Regions from separate parts of the Homo sapiens genome. Here all the other regions are linked to region 3. A link is a contact called in ENCODE Hi-C or POLR2A ChIA-PET data. All regions are on one chromosome and are shown on one strand. Each heading gives the region's core, a stretch centred on a gene start or an enhancer-like site at or near the end of the contact. The rest is flanking DNA. Distances are from core to core; before and after follow the strand shown.

Evidence for each region. Hi-C counts contacts between places; a loop is a spot of excess contacts on that map. ChIA-PET counts read pairs that join two places held with the same protein, here RNA polymerase II (POLR2A). Pooled maps may share reads with other maps.
Region 1: a loop to region 3 is called in a map of CD8-positive, alpha-beta T cell, with 28 times the contacts of the local background. The contact joins the promoter of LDLR here to the promoter of ZNF627 in region 3. A Hi-C loop is called at or near these places in 1 of 168 maps with a recorded cell type or tissue (CD8-positive, alpha-beta T cell), 6 of 37 single-sample maps with no recorded cell type and 10 of 50 pooled maps. POLR2A ChIA-PET finds 5 or more read pairs at or near these places in 5 of 52 experiments (GM12878, PC-3, T-cell and 2 more).
Region 2: a pooled map shows a loop between it and region 3 (6-fold over the local background). The contact joins the promoter of ZNF763 here to the promoter of ZNF627 in region 3. A Hi-C loop is called at or near these places in 4 of 50 pooled maps. POLR2A ChIA-PET finds 5 or more read pairs at or near these places in 2 of 52 experiments (HepG2 and OCI-LY7).
Region 4: a loop to region 3 is called in a map of chondrocyte, with 2.6 times the contacts of the local background. The contact joins the enhancer-like site here to the promoter of ZNF627 in region 3. A Hi-C loop is called at or near these places in 7 of 168 maps with a recorded cell type or tissue (CD4-positive, alpha-beta T cell, MCF 10A, PC-9 and 4 more) and 20 of 50 pooled maps. POLR2A ChIA-PET finds 5 or more read pairs at or near these places in 2 of 52 experiments (Panc1 and activated CD8-positive, alpha-beta memory T cell).
Region 5: a loop to region 3 is called in a pooled map, with 2.5 times the contacts of the local background. The contact joins the enhancer-like site here to the promoter of ZNF627 in region 3. A Hi-C loop is called at or near these places in 9 of 168 maps with a recorded cell type or tissue (CD4-positive, alpha-beta T cell, CD8-positive, alpha-beta T cell, chondrocyte and 5 more) and 18 of 50 pooled maps. POLR2A ChIA-PET finds 5 or more read pairs at or near these places in 1 of 52 experiments (activated T-cell).
Region 6: a loop to region 3 is called in a pooled map, with 3 times the contacts of the local background. The contact joins the promoter of RAB3D here to the promoter of ZNF627 in region 3. A Hi-C loop is called at or near these places in 1 of 37 single-sample maps with no recorded cell type and 9 of 50 pooled maps. POLR2A ChIA-PET finds 5 or more read pairs at or near these places in 3 of 52 experiments (CD8-positive, alpha-beta T cell, GM12878 and activated naive CD8-positive, alpha-beta T cell).

What each region holds. Positions count from the first base shown.
Region 1 is chr19:11,087,882-11,091,116 of GRCh38, forward strand. LDLR (low density lipoprotein receptor) reads left to right here and starts at 1,582. Exons shown (of 18, transcript NM_000527.5): 1 at 1,582-1,734. The coding sequence starts at 1,668. It overlaps LDLR-AS1 (LDLR antisense RNA 1), which reads right to left and starts at 1,778. Exons shown (of 1, transcript NR_163945.1): 1 at 1,187-1,778. RefSeq lists enhancers at 1,836-2,431, 2,432-3,025, 2,743-2,922 and a silencer at 2,413-2,672.
Region 2 is chr19:11,963,386-11,966,669 of GRCh38, forward strand. It overlaps ZNF763 (zinc finger protein 763), which reads left to right and starts at 1,655. Exons shown (of 4, transcript NM_001367172.2): 1 at 1,655-1,826. The coding sequence starts at 1,824. It also overlaps a transcript of ZNF69 not described here. RefSeq lists enhancers at 783-1,736, 1,429-1,723 and a silencer at 1,875-2,074.
Region 3 is chr19:11,595,901-11,599,122 of GRCh38, forward strand. It overlaps ZNF627 (zinc finger protein 627), which reads left to right and starts at 1,583. Exons shown (of 4, transcript NM_145295.4): 1 at 1,583-1,730. The coding sequence starts at 1,728. RefSeq lists silencers at 1,368-1,497, 1,838-1,977 and enhancers at 1,522-2,520, 1,608-1,687.
Region 4 is chr19:11,136,325-11,139,624 of GRCh38, forward strand. No RefSeq gene overlaps it. Among named protein-coding and RNA genes, the nearest start is that of SPC24, 18 kb to the right of the region's middle. Within about 2 kb of position 1,583, at least 33 of the 41 ENCODE cell types and tissues checked have a DNase peak (open chromatin) inside an H3K27ac peak, as active enhancers do; they include PC-9, Panc1, dorsolateral prefrontal cortex and 1 more, where a contact is called at or near this core.
Region 5 is chr19:11,242,259-11,245,581 of GRCh38, forward strand. DOCK6 (dedicator of cytokinesis 6) reads right to left here. Exons shown (of 48, transcript NM_020812.4): 9 at 3,305-3,323; 10 at 1,544-1,624; 11 at 1,299-1,452; 12 at 1,000-1,127; 13 at 801-894. Among named protein-coding and RNA genes, the nearest start is that of ANGPTL8, 4.3 kb to the left of the region's middle. RefSeq lists an enhancer at 1,223-2,033. Within about 2 kb of position 1,258, at least 9 of the 41 ENCODE cell types and tissues checked have a DNase peak (open chromatin) inside an H3K27ac peak, as active enhancers do; they include spleen, where a contact is called at or near this core.
Region 6 is chr19:11,338,230-11,341,591 of GRCh38, forward strand. It overlaps RAB3D (RAB3D, member RAS oncogene family), which reads right to left and starts at 1,428. Exons shown (of 5, transcript NM_004283.4): 1 at 1,240-1,428. RefSeq lists a silencer at 1,211-1,470.

The DNA.
Region 1 (3,235 bases), core at 332-2,831, 510 kb before region 3:
CTAATTATTTCAATTTGACCTTGACACTGAGCCTGCCAAGTAGGTTCAAGCATTTTGATGGCCCCTTTACAGGTTGGGAAAGCTAATTTATCTGTCCAAGGCCGAATTCTGAAACTGAGTCTTAACTGCCAAAAATTCTTATCATCAATTTCTTCTTCTGGGTTGGGCACAGTGGCTCATGCCTGTAAAGCCAGCAATTTGAGAGGCATCATGATGCAAGAGGAAGAGGATTGAGTGAAGCTAGGAGTTTGGGACCAGCCTGGGCAACATAGTGAGACCCCATCTATAAAAAAAAATTAAAAATTAGTTGGGCATGGTGGTGCACTCCTGTGGTCCTAGCTATTCAGGAGGCTGAGGTGGGAGGATTCCTTGAGCCCAGGGTTGACGCTGCAGAGAGCTGTGATCACGCCACTGCAGTCCAGCCTGAGTGACAGCTGGAAATAATGATAAATAAATAATAAATAATTATTTAAAAAATTATAATAAAAATAATTAAAAAATTATTTTCCCTGATTAATCTTTTTTTTTGTCCTTCTGAGAGTTCAATTTGTCCCTTTTCTGCCTGGTCTCCTAGGTTTCCCTAAAATCCTGCTGAGAGGTTAGCACTGCCTGCCAAAGTCAGTTTGCAAAATCCCAGAGAAATCCAGCTTATTCCTGGGGGAACCGCCAAGACTGCCCAGCCCTGTGTGGGGTTCAGGCAAGTTTCTCACATGTGCCTTTTTGGCAAGAGGCCTCTGGCAACCCCATGAGTCCCCAAAGAGACTCAATTCTAAAAGTTGGTCTCCACCAGCTCTCTGTGGCTTAGGGGTTCAAGTTCAACTGTGAAAGCCCTGTTTTGTTTTGATTTTGCTTTGAGGGAGAGGAAACCGCCCTTCTGTTTGTTCAACTCCTTCTCCTAAGGGGAGAAATCAATATTTACGTCCAGACTCCAGGTATCCGTACAATTGATTTTTCAGATGTTTATACTCAGCCAAAGGCGGGATCCCACAAAACAAAAAATATTTTTTTGGCTGTACTTTTGTGAAGATTTTATTTAAATTCCTGATTGATCAGTGTCTATTAGGTGATTTGGAATAACAATGTAAAAACAATATACAACGAAAGGAAGCTAAAAATCTATACACAATTCCTAGAAAGGAAAAGGCAAATATAGAAAGTGGCGGAAGTTCCCAACATTTTTAGTGTTTTCCTTTTGAGGCAGAGAGGACAATGGCATTAGGCTATTGGAGGATCTTGAAAGGCTGTTGTTATCCTTCTGTGGACAACAACAGCAAAATGTTAACAGTTAAACATCGAGAAATTTCAGGAGGATCTTTCAGAAGATGCGTTTCCAATTTTGAGGGGGCGTCAGCTCTTCACCGGAGACCCAAATACAACAAATCAAGTCGCCTGCCCTGGCGACACTTTCGAAGGACTGGAGTGGGAATCAGAGCTTCACGGGTTAAAAAGCCGATGTCACATCGGCCGTTCGAAACTCCTCCTCTTGCAGTGAGGTGAAGACATTTGAAAATCACCCCACTGCAAACTCCTCCCCCTGCTAGAAACCTCACATTGAAATGCTGTAAATGACGTGGGCCCCGAGTGCAATCGCGGGAAGCCAGGGTTTCCAGCTAGGACACAGCAGGTCGTGATCCGGGTCGGGACACTGCCTGGCAGAGGCTGCGAGCATGGGGCCCTGGGGCTGGAAATTGCGCTGGACCGTCGCCTTGCTCCTCGCCGCGGCGGGGACTGCAGGTAAGGCTTGCTCCAGGCGCCAGAATAGGTTGAGAGGGAGCCCCCGGGGGGCCCTTGGGAATTTATTTTTTTGGGTACAAATAATCACTCCATCCCTGGGAGACTTGTGGGGTAATGGCACGGGGTCCTTCCCAAACGGCTGGAGGGGGCGCTGGAGGGGGGCGCTGAGGGGAGCGCGAGGGTCGGGAGGAGTCTGAGGGATTTAAGGGAAACGGGGCACCGCTGTCCCCCAAGTCTCCACAGGGTGAGGGACCGCATCTTCTTTGAGACGGAGTCTAGCTCTGTCGCCCAGGATGGAGTGCAGTGGCACGATCTCAGCTCACTGCAACCTCCGCCTCCCGGGTTTAAGCGAGTCTCCTCTCTCAGCCTCCCGAATAGCTGGGATTACAGGCGCCCAACCACCACGCCCGCCTAATTTTTGTATTTTTAGTAGAGACGGGTTTTCACCATTTTGGCCAGGCTGGTCTCGAACCCCGACCTCAGGTGATCTGCCCAAAAGTGCTGGGATTACAGGCGTCAGCCACCGCGCCCGGCCGGGACCCTCTCTTCTAACTCGGAGCTGGGTGTGGGGACCTCCAGTCCTAAAACAAGGGATCACTCCCACCCCCGCCTTAAGTCCTTCTGGGGGCGAGGGCGACTGGAGACCCGGATGTCCAGCCTGGAGGTCACCGCGGGCTCAGGGGTCCCGATCCGCTTTGCGCGACCCCAGGGCGCCACTGCCATCCTGAGTTGGGTGCAGTCCCGGGATTCCGCCGCGTGCTCCGGGACGGGGGCCACCCCCTCCCGCCCCTGCCCCCGCCCCTTTGGCCCGCCCCCCGAATTCCATTGGGTGTAGTCCAACAGGCCACCCTCGAGCCACTCCCCTTGTCCAATGTGAGGCGGTGGAGGCGGAGGCGGGCGTCGGGAGGACGGGGCTTGTGTACGAGCGGGGCGGGGCTGGCGCGGAAGTCTGAGCCTCACCTTGTCCGGGGCGAGGCGGATGCAGGGGAGGCCTGGCGTTCCTCCGCGGTTCCTGTCACAAAGGCGACGACAAGTCCCGGGTCCCCGGAGCCGCCTCCGCGACATACACGAGTCGCCCTCCGTTATCCTGGGCCCTCCTGGCGAAGTCCCCGGTTTCCGCTGTGCTCTGTGGCGACACCTCCGTCCCCACCTTGTCCTGGGGGGCGCCCTCGCCCCACCAGCCCCGATCAAGTTCACAGAGGGGCCCCCGGCCACCCTCAAGGCCTCGGTTCCTTACGAGGTTGAAACGTTGCCTCAGAATCTCCCCGCCCCTCCTTGGTCTGCAGCCGAGATCTTCAGCCACGGTGGGGCAGCTATCCCCCGGGACCGACCCCCTGGGGTGGCCTCGCTTCTTCAGAGGCTGTGAATGGCTTCGGTTCAGCTGTCCAAGCGGCGATTTTTCCTCTGGGTGAAATGGATTAGATTTTAGATTTCCACAAGAGGCTGGTTAGTGCATGATCCTGAGTTAGAGCTTTTTAGGTGGCTTTAAATTAGTTGCAGA
Region 2 (3,284 bases), core at 405-2,904, 370 kb after region 3:
TATCCGGCCTCCCAGGCTGTTGTTGAAAGGTTTTTGCAATCTCTCAGAGTTATGCAGCAGTTTATTCCCTCACAGTGATACTCTCATCCTTTGACCCCATTTTGCAGCAGTGGTTGAGCGTTCACTTTTCTTTCCATAAGGGGGTGAGCTTGCCGGTGACTCTCTTCCCCCTCCTCATCAATGACTTCTTTGTCATCAGAGCCTTCCTCTTCATAAATTCCCACGGAATCCAAGTTTTCACGTCCCAATCGGGCTTAGTTATGATAGCCACAGGCCCACACCAGCTGCCACAGCACCCCCGTCCCATGGAAACCGCCCGACTCTCTTCTCCCCAAGCGTCCTGTCCCGGGAGCCCCCATCTCTGCTCTCCCGGGCTCCGGGCCCTAGATCCGCGCTGCTGTAGAGCCCAGTTCCCAGAGTAGCTCCCTCCACCTGTCCACATCCAGCTCCAGCTCTCCACCCTCTCTCCAGGCCTGGAGTTGCTGCAGTGTCACTGATCAGGGGACCCTCAGCTGCCACCTCCACCGCGATCTGAAAGTCTTTTAAATGCACTTAAGTTATCTTAGAATTTTCCTCGCCCATTTTATACATAAACATAGGAGGAGAGCAGGGGTTTGAGGGTGTTTGTCTCATGGAACTGATCAGTCGGGTGAGAAGTAGCTGAATAACCTGCAGGGGGCAGCAGAGCCCCAGGCCAGTGACTCCACGCCGAGGCCAGTGTGGATCCTGCAAAGGAAGAGAAAGAGAGATTCCCTGGGGTCTTCCCGGGCAGCCCGCCCTCCCCTACAAGTGGCCTCCAGCCGCTCAGAGCAGCTCCAGAAGGAGTGTGGATTCCGAGAAGCTGCAGAGCCCTGGAAAGCAGAAGAGACGTGCAGACGCCTTTGTGGGGTTCTGTCCTTTCTGGTGTTGTACCTCTGGAGCCTGGGGCTGTCTTCTGGGCAGGGTTTGGGGTTTGACACGCATGGGGTCGCTGGAGGCAGAGTTGTTTGTATATATAAAGAGAATGTGTGAATATCAGGCTAGAGACAGAATTGTTTGGGGGCGACACCTGGATAAAGGGTTCATGAAGTTGACAGTTTATTTAGGTCAGAAGGTTAAATTAACCCCAGGTGAGAGTTTCCTGCTGGTGAAAATGAAGATCTGGAAGCAGGGAGCATTTTCACACTGTGAGGAGGGGATGGGGGTGTGTGAGCAAGGCTTGGCCATGCCTCATTCCCAATTCCGGCCCGCTCAAGGACATGTGCCTCTCCTGATGCAGTCGTGCCTGGCCTGGTCTCGGTTCCCCTGCTGCTCTGAGGCCAGCAGATGGCTCCTATGGACACTGAGTCTGAAATTCCCTGCACACTCCTGTGACCCCGTGCAGAACGAAGGAGCGGGGAAAATCCCTTGAGTGAGGAAGACGCTAGTGTTCTCTTATATCTGTAGCAAGTCTGGCTGAAATGCAAATATCCAATAATCAGAGTACAGGAAGCACCTCGCCCTTAGAGAAGCTGTGGCTAGAATCCGTCAAGTCAGTCTGGCTCTGCCGGGCCTGATACCCAAGGCTTCCGCTGTCACTCAGAAGTGAGGGGCGGGGCCTAGCATTCCATCCAATCAGAGGTGCCGGGGCAGGGCCCTGCCCATTGTTTATCCAGGCACAGAGTGGGTCGCATTCCTGTCCTCACCTTTGTCCTTGCGCAGCCGGTGGTTGATATCCGCTGTATCCATCCCCGAGAGGGACCTGGTACCTCTACCCAGGTTTCTATCGCTCTGTCTCCTGCGCTGTGCCCTTCTGTAGTCACAGGAGCTGTAGAGAGGACCCCAGGACATCTGAAAGCCAGGAAATGGTGCGTGTGCATAGCCGGTTGTCCCGAGACGGGGTAGAGGCTGCCTGGAACCGGCCGGAACCGGCTGCGGCGGGACCCGGGCCTCCCTGCGGGCGACTCCAGGGTCTGGGACCGAGTCCTCCTGGAGCTGCTCGGCCCTCGGTCCCCTCGGCCGCTGGATGGGGCTGGGCTGGCAGCCGGGACCCCGGGTGTCCTGTCCTGTCCCTGCGCGGTGACTGCGGCCCCGCCCCGGAGCCCTCTCTGGGCAGTTCCGCGCCCGCAGCCCCGCGTCTCCCCAGATTATGCGGAAGCCACGAGAGGGTCATGGGGGAAATCCTGACTCGTGTGTAGGGTTCGTGCGTGGGAGGAGCAGTGGTCTGTGGGGCCCCCAGTTCCCACTTTCTCCTGTTAAAAATTAAACTGAAGTACATTAACAATTAAAGAGTTCATTTGAGCAAACAGCAATTCAGTAATGAGAACCACCCAGTCCTGGCTTGTGGTTTGTCAACTGAAAAAGCCAAACAATGTAAAATAAAGTTTATTCGTAGCCAAATAGGAGAGACCTTGGCAAGGGAAACACAACCCCAAGAAGCCTATAGTGAGTGGTCCCGAGGCGGCTCAAGACAATTTGGTTTTATTCATTTCAGAGAGACAGGAATTGCAGGGAAAATCATGAATCAGTGCCTGGAAGGTGTAAGTTCCATTGGCAGAAAGGGCGGGACCTGTGGAAGGGGGGTTAGAAGGCACAGGTGGTTGAGGGATTCTGTAGGTGGCAGTTGATTGAGAGTGTGAAGTTTGTCTAAAGTTTGGAGGAGGTAGGAAGGAATGCTGAAGGAAGGGGGTCTGTTATCTGCCACTTGATTCCATCCCAGCCAAAAAACAGACCTGTTTCTCGAGATTTTATGAATTCCAAGGCATGACTTACCCTTACCTTGCGTGGCCTTAGGTCTTGTTTGTAATTTGGTATCTTCTTGCCACAAGGAGTCTGTTTTTCCAGTCAGATAATGTCTGTTTTTACATGAATGTGCGTCAGTTGCTGCATGTAAACTCCTAAAGGGAGAGGGTATAAGGAGACCTGTCTCACCTGCCATCCTGTCATACAGAGGCACTCAATTTTCAGGGTTTTTTGGGGGTTCCCTTGGCCAAGAGCCAGTCACTTCACTTAACTGGGAAGGTACTTTGTTTGTTTTTGTTTTTGTTTGAGACAGAATCTCCTTCTGTCGCCCAGGCTGGAGTGCAATGGCTGGATCTCGGCTCACAGCAGCCTTTGCCTTCTGGGTTCAAGCAATTCTCCTGCCTCAGCTTCCTGAGTAGCTGGGATTACAGACATGCACCACCATGCCTGGCTAATTTTTGTATTTTTAGTAAAGATTGGGCTTCACCATGTTGGCCAGGCTATTCTCAAACTCCTGACCTCAAGTGATCCACCTGCCTCGGCCTCCCAGTGTGCGGGGATTACAGATGTGAGCCACCTCGCCT
Region 3 (3,222 bases), core at 333-2,832:
TGTTAGCCAGGATGGTCTCGATCTCCAGACCTCGTGATCTGCCCGCCTCGGCCTCCCAAAGTGCTGGGATTACAGGCATGAGCCACGGCGCCTGGCCTAATTTTGTATTTTTAGTAGAGATGGGGTTTCTCCATGTTCCGAACTCCCGACCTCAGGTGATCCGCCTGCCTCGGCCTCCCAAAGTGCTAGATTACAGGCGTGCTCCATCGCACCCAGCCCAACCTGCCTTTTAATACTAATACATTACTTTGGGTCTCATCCCACATCACTTCATCAGAGAGCATCCTTCCTCTCACCTCAGTTATTTCTACTTTTTTTTCCACGTATAGATGTTTTTTCAGGGACCGGAGGGTATGGGAGGAAGCCTTGGCACGCCTCATCCCAAATGCCCGTTTCCCGGAACATCAGGCCCTTCCTCCTCTTCCTGTCCTCCCTGGCCTAGCCTGGGCTCCCTCCCGTTCTGAGGCAAGGCGATTGCTCCATGTCACAGTGAGTGTGGAGTTCCCTGCACATACTGGTGACCTTGTGTCCGGAAGGAATTAGAAGGAAGAGCTCATGGAGTGCCAGAAGAAGACAGTGCCTACTCTGGCAAGCTAGAAGCAAGCTCTGCATTAAATGCAAATATTGGCCGGGCACGGTGGCTCACATTTGTAATCCCAGCACCTGGGGAGGCCTAGGCAGGAGGATCACTTGAGCCCAGGAATTCACGACCAGCCTGGTCAACATAGTGAGACCCCATCTAACCCACCCCACCCCCGTCACACACACAGCACCAACAACAAAATAAAATTAGCAGAGTGTGGTGGGGCGTGACTTTGGTCCCAGCTACTAGGGAGGCTGAGGCAGGAGGATCGTTTGAGCCCGGGAGATTGGGGCTGGAGTGAGCCGAGATCATGCCACTGCAGTCCAGCCTGGGTGACAGAGCAAGACCCTGAAAGAAAAAAAAGAAAGGAGGGAGGGAGGGAGGATGGAAGGAAGGAAGGAAGGAAGGAAGGAAGGAAGGAAGGAAGGAAGGAAACCAAAACAAGGCCACGCGTGGTGGCTCACGCCTGTAATCCCAGCACTTTGGGAGGCTGAGGTGGGCGTATCACTTGAGGTCAGGAGTTAGAGACCAGCCTCGGTAACATGGCGAAACCCCGTCTCTACGAAAAATACAAAAATTAGCCAGGCGTGGTGGCGGGTGCCTGTAATTCAGCTACTCGGGAGGCTGAGGCACGAGAATCGCTTGAACCCGGGAGGCAGAGATTGCAGTGAGCTGAGATCGCGCCACTGCACTCCAGCCTGGGCGACAAAAGCGAAACTCCGTCTCAAAAAAAAAAAAAAAAAAAAACCAAAACAAACCCTCAAATATCCCTCGGGCTGGGTGCAGGGAGGAAACTCGGCCTGAGAGGCGCAGTGGCTAGAACCAGTCAACACTGCTACGCACAGCCACGTTTCCATGGCTTCCTACGTCACTCAGGCCTTAGGGGGCGGGGTATGTCACCCTATCCAATCAGGGGCGCTGGGGCGGGGCCCTGCCAACTGTCCATTCAGATGGGCCCGGGAGAGGAGGGCAGGGCCTGCGCCTCCCTACGGAGCCTTTGTTTCTGGCGACCGTCCCCACCCGGGCTCGCGTCTCCGTTTCTCCGAGAGGCCCAAGGTGTCTCCGCCGCAGCCTCTGTCGCGCCGTGACCTGTACAGGTCGCGGGAGTCGTAGGGAGGACGCCGGGACACCTGGAAGCCGAGAAATGGTGCGTGTGAGGGGTCAGGCGTCCCCAGACCTGGGGGAGGGGCTGGTTGGAACCGGCCGGAACCGGCTGTGGAGGGACCTAGGCCTCCCTGCGGCGACTCCGGGGTCTGGGACCCGAGTTCCCTCGGCCGCAAGGTGGGGCTGGGCCAGGAGCTGGGACCCCGGTCGTCCTGTCCCGTCCCTGCGCGACGCCTGCGGCCCCGCAGCCCCGCGTCTCCCCACATGGTGCGGGGGCCGCGGGAGGGTCATGGGGGTATCCCTCCTCGGATGTGGTTCGTGTTGCAGGAGCTGCGGTCTGTGGCCGCCCCCCACAGTCCCGCCTTTCTCCCGTTAAAAATTTAGAGTTTATTTGAGCAAACAGCGGCTCATCGATGGAGAAGCTCCCGGTCGTGGTTTGTGGCTTGGGGATCCGTTGGAGGGAATGGAAGGAAAGGCTGTAAGGTGCAGGAGGAAGCGAACCAAATTCAGTACTTGGTTGGTGACAGTTATGCAGTCGCCTTATTTGCTCTATCTAGGTGGACATTTTCTGCTTATGTAGTCAGAGGTGGATTGGTGGTTGTGGTTTATTAACCCTAAATTTTATTTCCTTATAAACTGGTAATTTATAAGAATTTCATTTGAGGCTGGAGCGCGGTGGCTCACGCCTGTAATCGCAGCGCTTTTGGAGGCCAAGACAGGAGGATCGCTTGGGCCCAGGAGTTGAAGATCAGCCTCGCAATATAGCGAGACCCCATCTCTGTTAATTTTTTTTAAATGAACATATTCAGACTGAGACCAAAAAACTACTACAAATTTTTAAAATATAAAATCAAATAAAAGAATTTCATTCGACTTAGATTTCTGTTTCCTTGGGTAGGAAACCAGGACACCATAGCCACAGCCCTCTAATTGTCTCCAAATTAATTATTTTAACACTCCCCAGGGGGACAGGGTCCCAAATCCTTGACCTTGTTCCCCTAGCCTGACTCCTCTGGCGCTTGCAAATAATTCTTGATACCACTTCTTTCACCATATTCCCAAAAGGTAACTCCAGTCACGACATTATCAACTCTTTGTCCTTTATTGCACATTTCAAACTAATTAATTTGTATTATTTTTTCAAGGAGCAATCGATTGGTCTTTTAAAAATATTTGCTTTCTGTTTCTGAACATTTCACAGGAGAGGAAAGCAGAGAATACATGTATGAGACCCTGCTGTGAAAAAACCTTTGTGCCTCTTCTCCTTTTCTCTCTCCTAGGCACAGGGATGTTCTCAGAATGTCTTTTGGTTGGCCTGGTGCCATGGCTCATGTCTGTAATCCCAACACTTTGGGAGGCCAAGGCGGGAGGATCACCTGAGGCCAGGAGTTTGAGACCAGCCTGAGCAACATAGTGAGACCCGGACCCTAAAATAAAAAAAACAAAAAACAGTGTCTTTGGGTTGGGGTTCCCCTTTGGAAACTTTAAACTGTGATATGTCTTCAGAGCATCCTCCTTTCCTGGTCCTGGGCTTC
Region 4 (3,300 bases), core at 333-2,832, 460 kb before region 3:
CAATAAAAAAAAAAAAAAGCAGGGTGCGGTGGCTCAAGCCTGTAATCCCAACACTTTGGGAGGCTGAGGCAGGCGGATCATGAGGTCAGGAGTTCGAGACCAGCCTGCCCAACATAGTGAAACCCTGTCTACTAAAAATACAAAAAAATTAGCCGGGTATGCTGGCAGGTGACTGCACCATAAAAAATGTTCAAGATTAAACAGGGGGACGGTGAGGTAACCCAGAAATAAGCAACAGCAGAAAGCGCCACCACCACAAAACCAGGAGAGGAAGATGTGGTTTCTGGAGCCTGGGAGCTGGTGAGAGCCAGAAACTCATAGGAGGGAAAGAAGTGCTGCAGACATGGTCCCCAGCAGAGCGAGGCGGGGAAGAGCCCAGCCTGTCCCCCGCTCCAGGCTCTATCTCCCACCAGTGCCTCCCACGGGCTGAGCCCAACAGGGACAGGCTGATGAAGCCCAGGCAATGGTGCCTTACTGGGTGGATCGAAGGAGGGACAGGGTTGGCCCAGGGGTGACACGACACTGGGGTGGTTAGGTCCACAAACGTGGCTCATGCCTGTAATCCCAGTACCTTGGGAAGCTGAGGCAGGAGGATTGCTTGAGCCCAGGAGTTCAAGAGCAGTCTGGGCAACATAGCAAGACCCCATCTCTAAAAAACGTTTTTAAATTTCTGGGCTCAGTGGCTCATGCCTATAATCCCAGCACTCTGGGAGGCCGAGGCAGGCGGATCACCTGAGGTCAGGAGTTCAAAACCAGCCTAGCCAAAATGGCAAAACCCCGCCTCTACTAAAAATACAAAAATTAGTTGGGTGTGGTGGCGCATGCCTGTAATCCCAGCTACTTGGGAGGCTGAGGCAGGAGAATCGCTTGAACTCGGGAGGCCGAGGTTGCACTGAGCCAAGATCGCACCACTGCACTCCAGCCTGACAGAGCGAGACACTGCGTCAAAAAAACAGACAACAACAACAGAAAAAGTTTTAAAATTACCAGCCGGATGCGATGGCGCACACCTGTAGTCCCAGATACTTGGAGGCTGAGGTGGGAAGATCTCTTGAGTCCAGCACTTTGGGAGGCCAAGGTGGGCGGATCACCTGAGGTTGGGGGTTTGAGACCAGCCTGACCAACATGGAGAAACCCCATCTCTACTAAAAATACAAAATTAGCTGGGTGTGGCGGCGCATGCCTGTAATCCCAGCTACGCGGGAGGCTGAGGTAGGAGAATTGCTTGAACCTGGGAGGAAGAGGTTGCGGTGAGCCGAGATTGCACCATTGCACTCCAGCCTGGGAAACTCTGTCTCAAAAAAACAAAACAAAACACAACAAAAACCCAAAAAGAGCAGACTGACCAGGCCGTCTGGGTTCATAACCTGGCTCTGCCACTGACTCGCTGGGTGACAGGCACCTCAGAGCCTCAGTTTCCCCACCTGACAATGGAGACAAAGCTAATCTCCCCCTCCCCAGGGGCTCTGGAAGTGGGGCAGGATGGGGCTGCGCAGGCGCTCGGAGACAAAGGCAGGGCCTGTCATCTTTCCTGCGTCCACGGGGTGGCACTTCCTTCCTGCCTTCCGCCTTTTGTTTTGGGACGCTTCCAAAACGCCCCTGGGAGGGAAAACTGAGCAGCCCACACAGGAAGCGTCCTGGAGCCTGCACACAGGCGCTCGATAATTGCTCGATTGACGAAATTGGTGCTCAACCAAGTGGCAAACAGGATAAGCGGGCTCAGATGGCCAGGAAAACGGGAGGGCCTGGGAGGTGGCGGCTCGAGGGTGCTGAGACTGAGACGGGAGGGTGGGCAGGACCGGGGTGCATCCCCAGGCAGGGGTGGGGACTGGGAGCACAGCATGGGTGGGGCATGGCCCAGAGGAGAGGCCAGAGGTGATGGAAGGTTCTGGTATTCGGCCTTGGCTGCTGCATTGGGAGCTTGTATCAGAGCTTTGAGGGTGACACAGACATGCAGACATTCAGTTTCCTGACAATCCATCGTTCTGCCCCGATGGTCGCCAAAGGGAGGGAGGGTTGACAGCCACCCATTTTACAGAGAGAAATAGGAGGCTCGGGTCACTGTGGCTGGATTCTGATCCTCGCCGGTTCCAGTTCTCTGGCTCAGAACGGGGCCCTGGTAAAATGCGCTGCTGGCTCCCTGGTCTATAGGCTCAGCACCCACCCACCCACCCACTTGTCCTGCAGGGCTGGGGGCAGCCTGCAGCTTGGGGAACGCCACCCCTGCAGGCTGGTGGTCCTGTCCTGTCTCCGCAGGCTCAACAGCTCTGGCCAGGACAGGGTGGAAGGTGGGAGGAATTTGTCCCACTCCCAGCAAGTCTGACACCCACAACTAGTGTCCCCTGCTGTCCCTCCCCTTCTCCTGTCCCCAGGCCGTTCCCCTTCCAGCAGCCCGAGGCATCCCAGACCACAGCTGTCTGCAGTGAGTCAGCCTGGAGCCTCTGGGCTGAGCCGCGGCTGCCAGAGGGAGGTGGGGAGAGGGGTGCAGGCTGCCCTGCCCTGCAGCTGGCCCTGGCCTAATCCCCTCCCCGCTCCCCAGTCTGGGGTCAGCACCCTCCTCCCTTGCAGGCAGTGATTTTCCGTGATGATGAAGGAATAAAAAAGCCACGGAGGGTTCTGAGTGGGAGTCCCTGGTCCCCATCACCCCACTGAGCATGGCCGCTGGGGTTTCCTGGCAACTTTCTGCTCCATCCGGAGCCGTCCCTCCCCTGGGCTGGGCTGCTCTGGGGCTGTTCCTGGGATGGGGAGCGGGGAGCTTGGGAGTAAATAGTGACATCAGCCACCTAGACAGGCGGGGCCACTGTGTCAAGGGGCCATGTCAGGTTCCCTTCTCCCAGAGCTGGGGCTTGTCTTGGAATTGGAAAATCCTCCCCACATTGCCCTGTGGACTGCAGGCCTGGCGTGATCAAGGACCCCTGCCCTCCTGCCATCCCCCTTGGTCTCCTCCATGCCAGCCTTGCTGTTTCCCCTGCCTGGCTCACAGTCTCCACACCTTTATCCCCTGGGGGCTCAAGTCTGGGACAAATGACACCTCCTCCCTGGGCCTCCCACAGAGCCACAGAGCGTCACCCCCCACCACCCCACAGCGTTCATTTGTGGGTCAGGATTAAGAGCACAAGCTCTGAACACACTCAGCTCAGATTAAAGCCCTGGCTCTGCCACCCGTCTACAGAAAAACTGACACAGTGGCCTCCACTGGGGTGTGGCTCCATGAAGGAGGGTCTGGCGGGCCACAGGCTTACAGTACTCATTTCTCTTTTCTTTTCTTTCTTCCTTCATTTCCTTTCTCTCTCTCCTTCC
Region 5 (3,323 bases), core at 8-2,507, 350 kb before region 3:
CCACCCTTTCTGGGCTGTGTAGTCAGGGCAGACTCTCCCATGATGTTCTCTGGGGACTGGGGGCTGTGTCCCTCAGGCGCCAAGGCCAGAAATTGCCCTCAACTCTGCTGTCTGTCACCCTAAATTTTTTTTCGTTTTTGTTTTTCTTTTTTTTAAGTGGAGTCACTCTGTTGCTCAGGCTGGAGTGCAGTGGGGCGATCTCGGCTCACTGCAACCTCTGCCTCCCCAGTTCAAGTGATTCTCCTGCCTCAGCCTCCCAGGTAGCTGGGATTACAGGTGTGTGCCACCACACCTGGTGAATTTTTGTATTTTTAGTAGAGATGGAATTTCACCATGTTGGCCAGGCTGGTCTCAAACTCCTGACCTCAAGTGATCTGCCCGCCTCGGCCTCCCAAAGTGCTGGCATTACAGGTATGAGCCATCACACCTGGCCCCCAGGCTGGTCTTGAGCTCCTGGGCTCAAACAATCATCCTCCTGCCTCAGCCTCCCAAAGTGTTGGCGTTACAGACTTGAGCCACTGCACCCCAGCCTTACCCCTACATTTGATCAACTCTGCCCCCAGGACCCCTGCCTGCCCCGCTGCCATTAACCACCTATTGACGCTGTATCCATCTTATTTATTCTGCTTCTTGTCTATGGTCCCCATTAGAAGCTGTAGCCAGCCCCTGAGGTCAGGGATTTGTCCATCATGGTCATCGTTGGGTCTCTGATGCCCCTGGCACAGTAGGTGCTCTCAGTGTAGGTTTGTTGAGTGGCTGAGTGAGAGTGATACTTCTTGTGTATGGGGTGTGCCACGCACCAGTCACAGGACGTAGTCGCCGCAGCAGGGACGACGGGCGCCTCATGTCAGCCAGGAACTTGAAGAGGTCCTCGTCACTGAGTCGCTCAGCCTCCTACATGGGACCCACTCCCGTCAGCCTGGGCCAGGGGGCTAGGGGTCCCCAGGGCTAATGCAGCCAGCGGGGAGTGGGAGAGTCCCTGGCCCCAGGGTAGGACACCTGCTTAAAGAAGTTTGTGACAGTTAGCGTGGCTGGACGGAAGCCAGAGAAGCTGCAGGCGTCGTCCCCACTACTCGCCCGGTCCTGGGGCCCCCGACGGCGGCGGTCTGTCCAGGCTGGCCGGCGCTCTAGGGGAGGGAATGACAATGACAAAAGGGGGACCAAGATGAAACAGGGAGACTCAGGGGCGGCACAGTTCGGCCAGCAGAGGGCGCACCCCCTCGCCCCGTAGCCCCGCCCCAGGCCTGTCAGCACCACCCTTTAGCCCCGCCCCAAGCCTGTTAGCCCCGCCTCCTCACCGCCCTCCGAGTCAGAGTCCCGGTCCAGCTGCCCAGCGCTGCTCACGATGTTGGCCAAGTGCACGGCCGTCCAGGCGAAGGGCATGCGGTAGCGGCCCAGGCGGGTGCAGAACTGCTCGGCCGCCAGGCGCAGCTTCTCTAGCTTCTCTTTGTTCTGTGGGGAGACCCCGTCCCCTGCCAGCTCAGCATCCTAGCCCTGCTGAGTCAGGGATCTGTTGCCCCTAGTCCAGCCTCCACACGCTTACCTTGGCTGTGTCCACTTCTTTCAACACCATGTAAGGCTCACAGCACTCACTGATGTCCCCTTGCTGAAGCACCTTCTCCAACTGCGGGGCAGATGAATGAATCCAGTGAGGCGCTGCCCGAACGCTCTGTTCCCCCGTGCTGGCTCCCCAGCCTCCTGGACCCCTCATGGGCCCTCGGACACTCCTAACATATGAAGGCCTTTGCTCCAACACCTCCCATGGCTCCCGCTGTCCTTGGGATCAAGGGTTAGTGTTGGCCTGCCTGGTGGCTACTCCCTCCCATTCTTCAGATCTACCCCTAACCTCCAAGCCTACCTTTAGCTGGTGATATTTTCCCTAAATTTACTTATTTATTTACATTTATGTATGTATGTATGTATGTATTATATAGAGACAGGGGTCTCGCTATGTTGCCTAGGCTGGTCTCAAACTCTTGGGCTCAAGTGATGCCCCTGCCTCTGCCTCCCAAAGTGCTGGGATAACAGGCTTGCTGTGAATTTTTTTTTTTAGACAGAGTCTCCCTGTTGCCCAGGCTGAAGTGCGTGATGGGATCTCAGCTCACTGCAACCTCTGCCTCCTGAGTTTAAGCAATTCTCCTGCCTCAGCCTCCTGAGTAGCTGGGATTACAGGCATGACCCACCACACCTGGCTTTTTTTTTTTTTTTTTTTTTTTTTTTGAGATGGGGTCTCGCTCTGTCACCCAGACGGAAGTGCAATGGCACAATCTCGGCTCACTGCAACCTCTGCCTCCCGGGTTCAAGCAATTCTCCTGCCTCAGCCTCCCAAGTAGCTGGGACTACAAGCGCCTGCTACTACGTCCCGCTAATTTTTGTATTTTTAGTAGAGACGAGGTTTCACCATTGGTCAGGCTGGTCTGGAACTCCCAACTTCAGGTGATCTGCCTGCCTCGGCCTCCCAAAGTGCTGGGATTACAGGCGTGAGCCACCGCGCCCAGCCAATTTTTGTGTTTTTAGTAGAGAATGGGTTTCACCATGTTGGCAAGGTTGGTCTCAAACTCCTGGGCTAAAGCGATCCTCCCGCCTCAGCCTCCCAAAGTGCTAGGATTACAGTTGTGAGTCACTGTGCCTGGCCTTCCCTACATTTTTCTTTGTTAGTGTAAATAGAGGCCACTCTGGGCATGGCTCTGAGCCATGAGGCCTAGACTCCAATCCTGACCACTCAGGGGCTGTGGGACCCTGGGCAGTGGGACCCTATCCACTCTGTGCCTCAGTTTCCCCATCTGGAAAATGGGAACCATGGCACCCCTCCACCTTAGGCCCTGTGGTGAGGACTGAAGGAGGGATCCCTGTGAAGCGTGACCATAGCAGCACCTGCCTGTGGATACTGGATTCATTTCATCATTGCAAACTAATAGAAGGTTTTGAGAAAAGAAATTTGACCTCCCTCCCAGAAACAGAAAATCTCAAATGAGGGTGCCAACTATGTCTTTCATCTGTCCACAAACTTCCCAACAGCATCTCACCCACCTCCGAGGACCCCAGCCTGTCACATGTGCCTAGGGATGGCTTTTCTCCCCAGGCTGCCCACGTATAGTTATCAGCTCAACTGTCGCCTCTCCCTGGAAGCCCTTGGTGATTTCTCCCCACCTGAGTTGGATCAGGGGCCTCCTCCCTGCCTGTGTTTCCCCCACAACAGCCCTGATTACCCTTCTTGGTGATGTATCTGTCTCATTCTGTGAAGGCAGGGACTAAATCAGTGACATTCGCCATTACCACCCCCTTGCCCAGCCCCAGCAGGCACCTTGATGACCAGGAAGATG
Region 6 (3,362 bases), core at 178-2,677, 260 kb before region 3:
ACCTTTCCTATCTGGAAACCCAGAGGCCTAGCAAAGGGTTCAAGTGCAAGGCCGAGGGTAAGGGGCTCTGGCCCCTGCAGAACTAGATTCTGGAGAAGGCACAGGTGTGGACTTCGCCCCAGCGTGTGCAGCCGGTGTGGCCCAGGTGTAAGCTGGGGTGGGGTGGGGGGAGGACCTGCCAGCTGGATAAGCTGGATAGAGCCCCTGATTAAGGCTTGGGTGTTGACTTTGGCAGGTGTCAGCCACTGGGGCGCCTGCCGCCCACCAACTCATGCCAAATACAACCCCTTCTCTGAGTTCCAAGGGGAAGGGGTTTTCTATGTACAGGGCCCAGGTTTAGAGTCCAGTTCTACCCCCTAAATGGGTACTGCTATTTTCTATTTGTCAAAGGGGCCAGGCCTGTCTCCTTCTGCCCAAGGCTGACTCACTCCAGCCCCAGTCCACGGAGGCAGGAGTGAGAGTCCTTATACCCAAGGAAACGATCCCAGCCACTTAATTAACACAACCCCACCACCACGACCACTGCCGCCCACCCTTGGTCTTTCCAGGCAATCTGTCCCACGGCTAGGCTCCTTGAATCTGCCCACACTCCAACATGCTGCTTCATCCGAGTCCAAGGTGCTCCCTCAACCCTCATAACCTCTCCCAGGCCTCAGTTTCCCCAGCTGTCTATGGCCGCTGCGGGAACCGCACGGAGAGGCTGCAGAAGGCCTGGATGCAGGCGGGGCAGAGGCAGAGACAGCCCTGGCACAGCTATTTCTCAACTGCCTTTGGGGCTTTTTTCCATTTTAAACCAGGACCCAACCGGCCCCACCCCGTGTTCCAGGAGAACGAGTTTAAGGAGGGGAAGAGAAGAGGCAGGAAACCTTTCCCCACGCAGGGCAGGGCCGCAAGGCTGGGGCCCCCACCTCCCCCAGCCTTAGCTCACCTGTGTCAGTCGGTCCCGCCTCTTTCTAACCATCTGCCGACCCTCCCTCAAGCCTGGCCCCGGAGGGCTCGCCTCTGTTCCCCTTCACTAGATTTGGGGCGCCCCAGCCAATGCAGGTGGACTCAGGAGTTTCCCCCATCACCATATGGTCCCAACGCCTGTCCCCAGCTGGGCTCTCTGCCCCGCCCGCGCCCCATCAGCGCTTCCCAAGTGCCCAGCTGGGTGGGGGCGAGGGCAGAGGCGTTCCCCGCAGCCCCGCCTTTGTTCCCCAGACCCCCTACCTTCCTCCCAAACCCCCGTACCCCACAGACCTGCTCGGATGCGGAGGGGCCGGGTGGGCTGCGCTCCTTCCCAGGGGTGACCTCGCGTAGGGGGCGCCGCCTGCAGGGGTTCCGCCTGTGAACTCGCTGCGGCTTGGCCCTGGCCGCGACCCCGACCCCGCAGCCGCAGAAGCCAGCAGCCTGCAGCCACCCGGATCCCGCGCGGGCTCCGCCCAGAAGGCGGAGGAAGGGCCGTTCCCGGAGCGGGGGATGGGGGAGGACGAAGAGGGGCCGAGTCTTGGGCGGGGCTTTCAGAGAGCGGGTGGGAGGGGCTGGAAGCTGCACCAAGCGTCTAGAGCCCGTCCTAGCCAAGCAACATCTCATTTTCCCAGCTGCTTGTAAAGAGCTTCTACTATACGCACGGCTGTTAAAAGCATAGAGTCTTGGGCCTGGTTCGAGTCCCAGCTCCACCACTTTCTAGTCTTGTGGCTTTGGACGCGTTACTTAACCTCTTTGAGCCTCAGTTTCCCCATCCGTCAAGTAGCTCATAGCGAGAGTACCCAACCTCACAGAGTTGTGGGAGGATTCTGATCTGAGTTAGTGTTTGTCAAGTGCAGTGCCGGCCTTAAAGTAGGCTAGGCCAGGCGCGGTGGCCTGTAATTACAGCAGTTTGGGAGGCCGAGGCAGGAGAATCACTTGAGGCCAGGAGTTTGAGACCAGCTTGGGCATCGTAAGGAGACCTCATCTCTACTAAAAATAACAAAAATTAGCCAGGTGTGGTGGCGTGCGTCTGTAACCCCAGCTACTTGGGAGGCTGAGGCAGGAGGATTGCTGGAGACATCGAGGCTGCAGTGAGCCTTGATTGCACCACAGCACTCCAGCCTGGGCAACAGAGCAAGACCCTGTTTCAAATAAATAAAAATAAACGAGAGCTGGGCGCGGTGGCTTATGCCTGTAATCCCAGTACTTTGGGAGGCCAAGGCAGGCGGATCACTTGAGGTCAGGAATTTAAGACCAGCCTGGCCAACATGGTGAAACCTCATCTCTACTAAAAAAAAAAAAAAAAAAATACAAATATTAGGGGCTGGGCACGGTGGCTCACACCTGTAATCTCAGCACTTTGGGAGGCCGAGGTGGGCAGATCACCTGAGGTCGGGAGTTCGAGACTAGCCTGGCCAACGTGAAGAAACCCTGTCTCTACTAAAAAATACAAAATTAGCCAGGCGTGGTGACGCATGCCTGTAATCCCAGTTACTCTGGAAGCTGAGGCAGGAGAATTGCTTGAACCCGGAAGGCGGAGGTTGCAGTGAGCCGAGATCACGCCACTGCACTCCAGCCTGGGCAAAAAGAGCGAAACTCTGTCTCAAATAAATAAATAAATATACAAAAATTAGCCGAGCATGGTGGTGCACACCTGTAATCCCAACTACTTGGGAGGCTGAGGCAGGAGAATCGCTTGAACCCAGGAGGTGGAGGTTGCAGTGAGCCGAGATCGCGCCACTGCACTCCAGCCTAGACGATGGAGTGAGACTCTGTCTCAAAAAAAAAAAAAAAAAAATTAAAAAATAAATGAGGCTGGGCACAGTGTCTGATGCCTGTAATCCCAGCCCTTTGGGAGGCTGAGGCAGGAGGATTCCTTGAGCTCAGGAGTTCAAGGCCAGCCTAGGCAACATAGAGATCCCAACTCTACAAAAAATTTTTTTGAAAATTAGCTGGCCACAAAAAAAAAAAAAAAAAAAAAAAGAAAAAGAAAAAAAGAAAAAAGAAAAAAAAATTAGCTGACCATGGGGGCACATACATGTAGTCTTAGCTACTCCGGAGGCTGAGGCAGGGGGATTGCTTGAGCCTGGGAGAGAGAGAGGCTTCAGTAGGTTATGACTGTGCCACTGCACTCCAGCCTAGGTGACAGGGCAAGACTTTATCTCTAAATAAAGAAAGTTAAAGTGGGTTGGATCCCTTTGTGAAATACCCAGGTTTTGCTGGTGTTGGAATCCCAGCAATTCCACCTTACTCAATTTGCTGAACTTCTCTGAGCCCCCACTGCCTCGTGGGAACAAAAGTAGCTGCCTCAAGAGCTGCCACGTGGATGAATGAGGATGAAGTGCATTAGTTAGGAAGGGCTGGGTTATGCTTAGTAACAAGCACTCCCAAAGACTTCACGGCCCCAACAGCTA